Linked DNA regions of Homo sapiens: region 2 is linked to region 1. Evidence: chromatin contacts called from ENCODE Hi-C or POLR2A ChIA-PET data. All regions are on one chromosome and are shown on one strand. The core of a region is the stretch at or near the end of the contact, and the rest is flanking DNA. Distances in the headings are between cores, read along the strand shown. Region 1 holds the start of RGS6 (regulator of G protein signaling 6). Region 2 has its middle 76 kb from the start of RGS6.

Evidence for each region. A loop is a pair of places that touch in the nucleus more often than their neighbours do. ChIA-PET counts read pairs that join two places held with the same protein, here RNA polymerase II (POLR2A). Pooled maps may share reads with other maps.
Region 2: a loop to region 1 is called in a map of GM12878, with 2.1 times the contacts of the local background. The contact joins the enhancer-like site here to the promoter of RGS6 in region 1. A Hi-C loop is called at or near these places in 2 of 168 maps with a recorded cell type or tissue (GM12878 and mammary epithelial cell) and 2 of 50 pooled maps. POLR2A ChIA-PET finds 5 or more read pairs at or near these places in 1 of 52 experiments (B cell).

The regions. Positions count from the first base shown.
Region 1 is chr14:71,929,855-71,934,271 of GRCh38, reverse strand. It overlaps RGS6 (regulator of G protein signaling 6), which reads right to left and starts at 1,843. Exons shown (of 18, transcript NM_001204424.2): 1 at 1,331-1,843. It overlaps LOC124903404 (translation initiation factor IF-2-like), which reads right to left and starts at 2,346. Exons shown (of 2, transcript XM_047432046.1): 1 at 2,247-2,346; 2 at 1,382-2,103. The coding sequence starts at 2,346. The coding sequence ends at 1,382. RefSeq lists silencers at 1,595-1,754, 1,775-2,054.
Region 2 is chr14:71,854,683-71,859,008 of GRCh38, reverse strand. No RefSeq gene overlaps it. Among named protein-coding and RNA genes, the nearest start is that of RGS6, 76 kb to the left of the region's middle. RefSeq lists an enhancer at 2,678-2,747. Within about 2 kb of position 2,673, at least 2 of the 41 ENCODE cell types and tissues checked have a DNase peak (open chromatin) inside an H3K27ac peak, as active enhancers do; they include GM12878, where a contact is called at or near this core.

The DNA.
Region 1 (4,417 bases), core at 594-3,093:
TTTACAGGACAATTTAGCTTAAGAGTGGTACAATATCAAAGAACTTAGAATTTATCATCTATAGCATGCGAGATTTGGCTTGCAAAGGTTTCTCTCTCAAGAGTCTCACCAAATGTCCCTCAGCCCTCTACTTTCCTTCACAGAGTAGTCCCACCCATTGAAAAAGTGATAAATTAAGAATAAAGAATATACATCTTACAGAAAGTTTCCCACCATAGTCCCAGTTCCCACTCTATGTAATTACCTATTTGCCTATGAAAATTGATATGTAAGAGCCGTGTTGTCAACACATTTAACTAAACCTAACAGTTTCCTTTCAGTCTTAACACTTTTTGACAGACCATACACACACAAACTTGTAGCTCATTCTCTAACTCCATTTTGATACTTACAAGCCCAGTTCTTCCATCTCTCACCCTCCCTGGAAAGAAAGTCCAGTGGAAGTTTTACCTAAACTTGATTATTTTTGCGTTTTTCTTTGGGGTTGTTAAAGGTATTGATCAGAACTCACCTCCCAAGCATTGATAATCCCAAGCCGACGAGACCCCAAATATCTTCAGTTTGTAACATAGAAATGCTACTGGTCTCAATGACAGAGAAGGAAAATAACGTTCCTACTCCGTCAAATTAAGAAACAAAAATGAAATACAGCAGCTTTCATTCTGAACAAAACTAAATTTTCTGGGTCACTTTCCCTGTCTCACTGGGCCACTTCTTTACGCAGCCTGCTGGTGACTGTAAACACGGTCTCTTCACTCCTCACGCAACCAGTTCATTTGTCATCCTCTCCAAGCGAATAGCCACCGCTTCCTTTGCTAGCGCAGTTCCCAAACAACAAACCTCCCCACCCGCCCCTGCCCTCCACACCTCACCGCGGAGACTCGCTTTCTTTTCTTCCAAACCACAAATGGGCGAGCTTGTTCAGGGAAAAAGTTAATGAACGCCTGATTAGAGGCAAAGCTGCCCTACCTGCGATCACAACATCGGAAGACTGGAAGTATCTAAAAGCGCCATCCTCTGCGCTCTCGTCCCCGTCGGTGTGCGCTTCACACCCAGAAACCCAGGAACATGATTTATATGCAGACCTGCACCCATCCCACACAAGTCCACACGCCAGCTTGCCTAACCACTTATGTAAGCTCGTGCTTCCACAGTCCCAAACTGCAGACACACACACACGGGCACCTGTCACGCATCTGAAATGGACAAGCACCCACACCCAGGAGATGAAATCAACACATATTAATGGGGTGGGGAGGGAGGATACTGTTTTAAACCATGTTTTTCCCCCATTTGTTTCTTGCCCATTTTTTATCACAACTACAATTACCTTAGCAACCAAAGAATTGCCTTGACTCTCCCTCTGGCTCCAGAATTTTTCCTAAAGCCAACCTTGCGCCAGGTTCATGATAAAGCTGGAGAAGCCCAGGGAACCGGGGACCGGCAGCCTCTTGGGGGCGGAGGGGAAGTCTAGTCCGTCTCCGCGCCGCTCCCCACAGCCTCGCCTCCTCTTTCCGAGTTTCCGTGGTGGCGAGCGCAGGGGCTCAGCGAGCGAAGAGCGAAGCCCCGGGCCCGCGAGGACGCGCGGCGGGTCGCATGGTGCCGGGACTCGGGGCGCACAGGGTGTCCCCGGCGCGCTCCGGGCTGGCCTGGCTCTCCGCGCTCCCAGGCGTTCGCCGCTTGCCCGCCTCTGCCCGCCCCGGTCGGCAAGGGTGCGCGGAGGTCTGTCCGTTCCCTCGGCGCCTGGCGGCTCCGGCGGCTGTAGGAACGCGGCGCCCAGGCGGAGCTCTCGCCGCCGAGCAGGGCCGAGCGCGAGGAGCTGCCCCAACTCGCGAAGCCGTTCAGCTCCGCGGCCCGCGAGCTGCTGCAGCGGCGCCCGCTGTCGGATGCCGAGCGGAGCTGCAGCCCCGTGCCCCGCGCACCTGGGCGCCGGCACCTGGGCCCCGGCACCTGGGCCCGGACCGCGTGCTGCAGGGAGGGGCCGGCGGGCGGGGACCGGCACCTGAGCGCGTCCCGCGGGCGCCGCCGCACGGCTCACCTGTTCCCAGAGCCGCGGAAGGCGCAGACCGTGATTTGCTCGAGGAGGAGAAAACCTAGAAATGCCTCATCCTCAAGAAGCCGCCGAGAAAACCGAGAGACTGGCTCGACCGGGCGGAGGCTGCTTTCGTCAATTCCAAACTGGCCCGGTCCGGAAACTTCAGCGGCGTCAAGGTTCTCTTAGGGATTCCCGGCCCGGGGTGAGGTGCCCGGCGGCTTCTGAATCTCCCTCACTGACGTGTTGCTGGCGCCCTCTAAATTAAAACGGGACACCGCGACCGTCAGCGATATTGTTCCTAACCTCGTCATTTTTATGTATTCAACATGCACACCACACGCTGCATTTGGAATATTACAGGATGATTCCTATCTGGAACACTACAAAAGAACTTTCGAGAAAAGTAACTCTCAGATATTCTTGGGGGAAGCAGAAAAAAGTCGAAGACAGAAAATGAGAAAGTAACTTGAACTGATGCCTTTCTTTAACGTGGGAGTTTTGAAATGCGATGTGTACTTAGATTCAAAAAGCTGCAGGTGGAAATAGGACAAGATCACTAGTGCTGGACGGTAACCGTGGGATTTGTGTGCAATATCAATGCTATCAATATCAAGAATAAATTTGAGATTTAGTCCTGAATTGTAGTATGTCACCAGAAAAGGGGAAAAATACTTGAAATAAAATACCTAAATGCCTTTAACGATGGATGACCTGGACTCCTCATTCACATGGGTCCAGAAGTTAAAGAGTAAAGTCTCCTTCCCAAATTGTGTCTTTTCCCGCCATTCTACATTGATTAATGGATGTATTCATTCTTTCCTTCAATAGACAAATAGCACCTGCTCTGTGTTAGACCCTCTTCTAACATTAGAAATGGATAATAAAGGAAGCAGTCTCTGCCCTGAAGCCTTCACGTCGAATGGGATAACACACAAGCAGACATGTGTGTTATGGTAGGCTTAGTACACAGAAAGGCGGGGGGTGGGGGGAAACCTGCAACCAAGAGAAACCATACCCAGCCTAGTGAGGAAAATAGAATTGTAACAGATGTCCCAGTTGTTTATTAAAGCTGAAATATAAAATCTTTCTTTCCTCAGGCTCAATACTTGGCTCAAGCCGGTTGTGGAGCTGGCTGTGGCCGTTTGTCACAGTTAAAGAATAGGCTGTACATGGAGCGAAAGGTAGCAACTAGGGAAACTTCCGCTTTGAGGAGCTCTGCTTTTTTTTTTTTTTTTTTTTTTTTTTTTTTTTTTTTTTTTGAGACGTAGTTTCCTTCTTGTTGCCCAGGCTGGAGTGTGGTGGTGCAATCTTCGCTCACTGCAACCTCCGCCTCCCAGGTTCAAGCGATTCTCCTGCCTCAGCCTCCCAAGTAGCTGGGATTACAGGTGCCTGCCAGCTAATTTTTTGTGTGTTTTCAGTAGAGATGGGGTTTCACCATGTTGGCCAAGCTGGTCTCAAATTCCTGACCTCAGATGATCCACCCGCCTTGGCCACCCAAAGTGCTGGGATTACAGACTTGAGCCACCACACCCAGTGGGAACTCTGCATTTCTGAGGCTAGCAGCTCCTTGAGGGCCAAGTACAGCATGAAGGAATAATACTGTGGAAGTATAAACAGCAGGCTCCAGGCTCATCAGAAGAAAGCCTTACTGTGTACTTCTCTTTAAAAAAAAATATGTGAAATCAGATATTTATAGGAATTAGATATGTATTTTCATATTGATACATTTTGTGTATTATATGGGATTCCTGATATATCTATGTAGTATGGTTTCTTATACATAAAATATCTGATTTCATATGTATGTGTATGTATGTGGGGGGTATTTTATATATATATGTATGTAATAGAGACAGGACACATTTTTTGCTGACATGGCCAAGAGATTGGTTTATGTGCTAGGGAATTGAGCAAAGAAGTAAATACATTAAGAAAATTGGAGCCAGTCATCTCACTGCTGGAGAAGGGAATTACCAATACAGAAAGGCAAGAGATCTAGCTATGTGCCTTGAAGTTGGAGATGAAGGTGTAAAATGATTTTGGATCCAAAGAGATTATAGATAGATAGACAGAAAAATATAAGTGTATATGTGTGTGTATATGGTGATATATTTCCTAGGTTTGTCGACTGAGAAGGCCTAAAAGCAATGGCACCCCAGTAGCAATGAACACACCTAACACTCAGACCTTGGTTTCTTAATACCATCCTCCACTGAAAGGAACCACAGTTCCTTGGTATAGTGGATGAAACTAGAATAATTTGTTGTGCAAGGAAATGAGAAAATACTTAAAGAATTATGGAGACATGTCAAAAGAAGACAGAAGTCAGCTTGAAGGGGTTCCTGTTGGCCAAATCTTGAACTATTTAAGGAGTAAAATAGT
Region 2 (4,326 bases), core at 1,424-3,923, 76 kb after region 1:
TCTTTCAATCTTTTTGATGTAGGCATTTAGGGCTACGAACTTTTCCTCTTAGCACCACCTTTGCTATACCCTGGAGGTTTTGATAGGTTGTATCGTTATTGTCATTCAGTTTGAATAATTTTTTAATTTCCATCTGGATTTTGGTTTTGACCTAATGCTCATTCAGGAACAGGTTATTTAACTTCCATGTATTTGCATGACTTTGAAGGCTCCTTTTGGAGTTGGTTTCCAGTTTTATTCCACTGTGGTCTGAGAGAGTACTTGATATAATTTCAATTTTCTTAAATCTATTGAGACTCATTTTATGGCCTATCATATGGTCTATCTTGGAAAAAGTTCCATGCACTGTTGAATAGAATGTGTATTCTGTGGTTGTTGGATGAAATGTTCTGTTTATATCTGTTAAGTCTATTTGTTCCAAGGTATAGTTTAAAACCATTGTTTCTTTGTTGACTTTCTGTTTCAATAACCTGTCTACTGCTGTCAGTGGAGTATTGAAGTCCCCCACTATTATTGTGTTGCTGTCTATCTCATTTCTTAGGTCTATTAGTAATCGTTTTATAAATTTGGGAGCTCCAGTGTTAGGTGTACATATGTTTAGGATTGTGATATTTTCCTGTTGGACAAGGCCATTTACCATTATATAATGTCCCTCTTTGTCTCTTTTAACTGCTGTTGCTTTAGAGTTTGTTTTGTCTGATACAAGAATGGCTACCCCTGCTCGCTTTTGGTGTCCATTTGAGTGAAATACCTTTTTCCACCCCTTTACTTGAAGTTTATGTGAGTCCGTATGTGTTAGGTGAGTCTCCCGCAGGCAGCAGAGAGTTAGTTGGTGAGTTCTTATCCATTCTGCAGTTCTGTATCTTTCAAGTGGAACATTTAGGCCATTTACAGTCAATGTTAGTATTGAGATGTGAGGTACCATTGCATTCATTGTGCTATTTGTTGCTTGCATACCTCGGTTTTTTTTTTGTTTTTGCTTTTTAACTTGCATTTTTGTTTTATAGGTTCTGTGTGATTTACGCTTTAAAGAGTTTCTGTTTGTATGTGTTTCCAGGATTTGTTTGAAGATTTAGAGCTCCTTTTAGCAGTTCTTATAGTGGTGGCTTGGTAGTGGCGAATTCTCTCAGCATTTGTTTGTCTGAAAAAGACTGCATCTTTCCTTCATATATGTTGCTTAGTTTTGCTGGATACAAAATTCTTGGCTGATAATTGTTTTGTTTGAGGAGGCTGAAGATAGGGCCCCAATCCCTTCTAGCTTTGCAGGGTTTCTGCTGGGAAATCTGCTGTTAATCTGATAGGTTTCCTTTATAGGTTACCTGAGTGTTTTTGTCTCACAGCTCTTAAAATTATTTTCTTTGTCTTAACTTTAGATAACCTGATGACAATATGCCTAGATGATGATCGTTTTGCGATGAATTTCCCAGCTGTTCTTTGTGCTTCTTTTATTTGCATGTCTAGGTCTCTAGCAAGGCCAGGGAAGTTTTCCTCGATTACTCCCCCAAATATGTTTTCAAAACTTTTAGATTTCTCTTCTTCCTCTGGAACACTGATTATTCTTAGGTTTGTTCCCTTAACATAATCCCAGACTTCTTGGAGGCTTTGTTCTTATTTTCTTATTGTTTTTCTTTGTCTTTGTTGGATTGGGTTAATTCCAAGACCTTGTCTTCGAGCTCTGAATTTCTTTTTCTACTTATTCAATTCCATTGCTGAGACTTTCCAGAGCATTTTGGATTTCTATAGGTGTGTCCAATATTTCCTGAAGTTTTGGTTGATTTTCTTTATGCTATCTATTTCCTTGAATATTTCTCCCTTCACTTCTTGCATCGTTTTTTGTATTTCCTTGCATTGGGCTTTGCCTTTCTCTGGTGCGTCCCTGATTGCTTGATAAGTAACCTCCTGAATTGTTTTTCAGGTAAATCAGGGATTTCTTCTTCTTGGTTTGGATCCACTGCTGGTGAGCAAGAGTGATTTTTGGGGGGTGTTAAAGAGCCTTGTTTTGTCATATTACCAGAGTTGGTTTTCTGGTTCCTTCTTATTTGGGTAGGCTCTGTCAGAGAGAAGGTTTAGGGCTGAGGGCTGTTGTTCAGATTCTTTTGTCCCATGGGGTGTTGCCTTGATGTAGTACTCTTCCTCTTTTCCTATGCATGTGGCTTCCTGTGAGCCAAGCTGCAGTGATTGTTATCTCTCTTCTGGGTCTAGCCACTTAGCAAGTCTACCCGGCTCTGGGCTGGTACTGGGGATTGTCTGCACATAGTCCTGTGATGTGAATCATCTATGGGTCTCTCAGTGTGGATACCAGTACCTGTTCCCATGGAGGTGGCAGGGGGTGAAATGGACTCTACGAGGTTGTCAGCTTTGGTGGTTTAATGTTCTATTTTTGTGCTGGTTGGCCTACTGCCAGGAGGTGGTGCTTTCCAGAAAGCATCAGCTGTGGTAGTATTGAGAGAAAATGGCAGTGGGCGGGGCCTTAAAACTCCCAAGAGTATATGCCCTTTGTCTTCAGCTACCAGGGTGCATAGGAAAGGCCCATCAGGTCGGGGCAGGGCTAAGCATGTCTGAGATCAGACTCTCCTTGGGCAGGTCTTGCTGTGGCTGCTGTGGGGTATGGGGGTGATGTTGCAAGGTCAATAGAGTAGTGTACCTAGCAGGATTATGGCTGCCTCTGCTGAGTCATGCAGGTTGTCAGGGAAGCGGGGGAAAGCCAGCAGTCACCAGCTTCACCCAGCTCCCACGCAAACCGAAGGGCCGATCTCACTCTCACCGTGCCCCTTCTAACAGCATTGTTTCTCTGCTCAGTTACACTACTATTGGCTGTTCTGGAAATCAGCAAACCAGTCAAATATGTTGTGTTCAATAGTTCCCTGGGGTTAGCAGACGTGGGCACACCTTAAAAACACAGTCAAGGTTGTCTTCAGCAACCTGTACCAGTCCTTTCTCTCTTCTGGTCCATCTGAAGTAGGTATTTTGTTTACAAATATTTCTCCAGCATCACACTCAGGAAATCTAAGATTAAATAAAAACTAAAAAGATGGTATTTCTGAAACATATTTCCTATAACATGTCCATCAAACAGAGAATGAAGAAATTGGAAGGATGAAAATGGAAGGAGGGATGGGGCATCAGTTGAGACAGAATGGGGGGTGGTACATTTTATGAATCCTCATTCCTACAAAATGAACCGCAAAGGCAGAGGCTTCTGTGTCTCTTGTATCTCCCCACATGCCCATCATGCTTTTTAAAAATCAGGCATTAAGAATTTGGGAATAGAAGGGACATTCATTTATTAAACATCATCTAAAATCAAGAGTCTAATCTTTAAAAACCTTCTTCAGTGGAGGGAGCTCACAGCCCTCTGACATGGGGGGAAGCTTATCTTCAGGCACACAAAATGGCAGAGGCCAGCAGGGGGCAGCAGCACAGCAGGAATATTGAGGCAAGCCTGGGGTATTGGGATGCAGCCAATGAAAAGTTGGCCAACAGGAAAATCATTGTCCTCTGCCCTTGGAAGAGCTTGATTAGAACCTGGAGCTTCACATAATAATCAAGATAAGAAATTTGGTGAAGTTCAATTTTCTTTTAAATTTTTGTCATGAAAAATTTCAAACACACACACACAGAATTAAAGAGAAAAGTATAGTGAACCAATATGTCCATTCCCCAGATTCATCATTATCAACATTCTGCCATACTTCCTCACCTGAACCTATTTTCTTTCTTTCTTTCTTATTTTAGAGACAATTGGAGTTTTAAATTTTAAAGTGTGTGTTCTTTCAAGGTGAGATTTGGTGAGTAGTCAAGCTCTAGTATAGTCCCACACTGCCATGAAGGACGTAAGCTCCTTTTATCCTTCTGCTCTGACACCCTTAGGTTACCTCATGGTGGCAAGATGGCAGCTGCACTTCTGGGAATCACATCCACATCCCAGGCAGAAGGCTGGGTGTAGTGGCTCATGCCTGTAGTCTCAGCACTTTGGGAGACCAAGGCGGGCAGATCACTTGAGATCAGGAGTTCAAGATCAGCCTGGTCAACATGGTGAAATCCTATCTCTACTAAAAATTCAAAAATTAGCTGGGCCTGGTGGTGGGCGTCTGTAATCCCAACTACTCAGGAGTCTGAGGAGGGAAAATCACTTGAACTCGGGAGGCAGAGTTTGCAGTGGGACTCCATCTCAAAAACAAACAAACAAAAAAACAACCATTCCAGGCAAAAAGAAGGAAGACCCAGGTTAAAAGGCAAATGTTAAAAGGCTACTTTCAGCATGAGAGAAAAAGACAGGGTGCTGGGGGAGCAGTAAAATTCAGGGACCACCACATGGAAATTCTA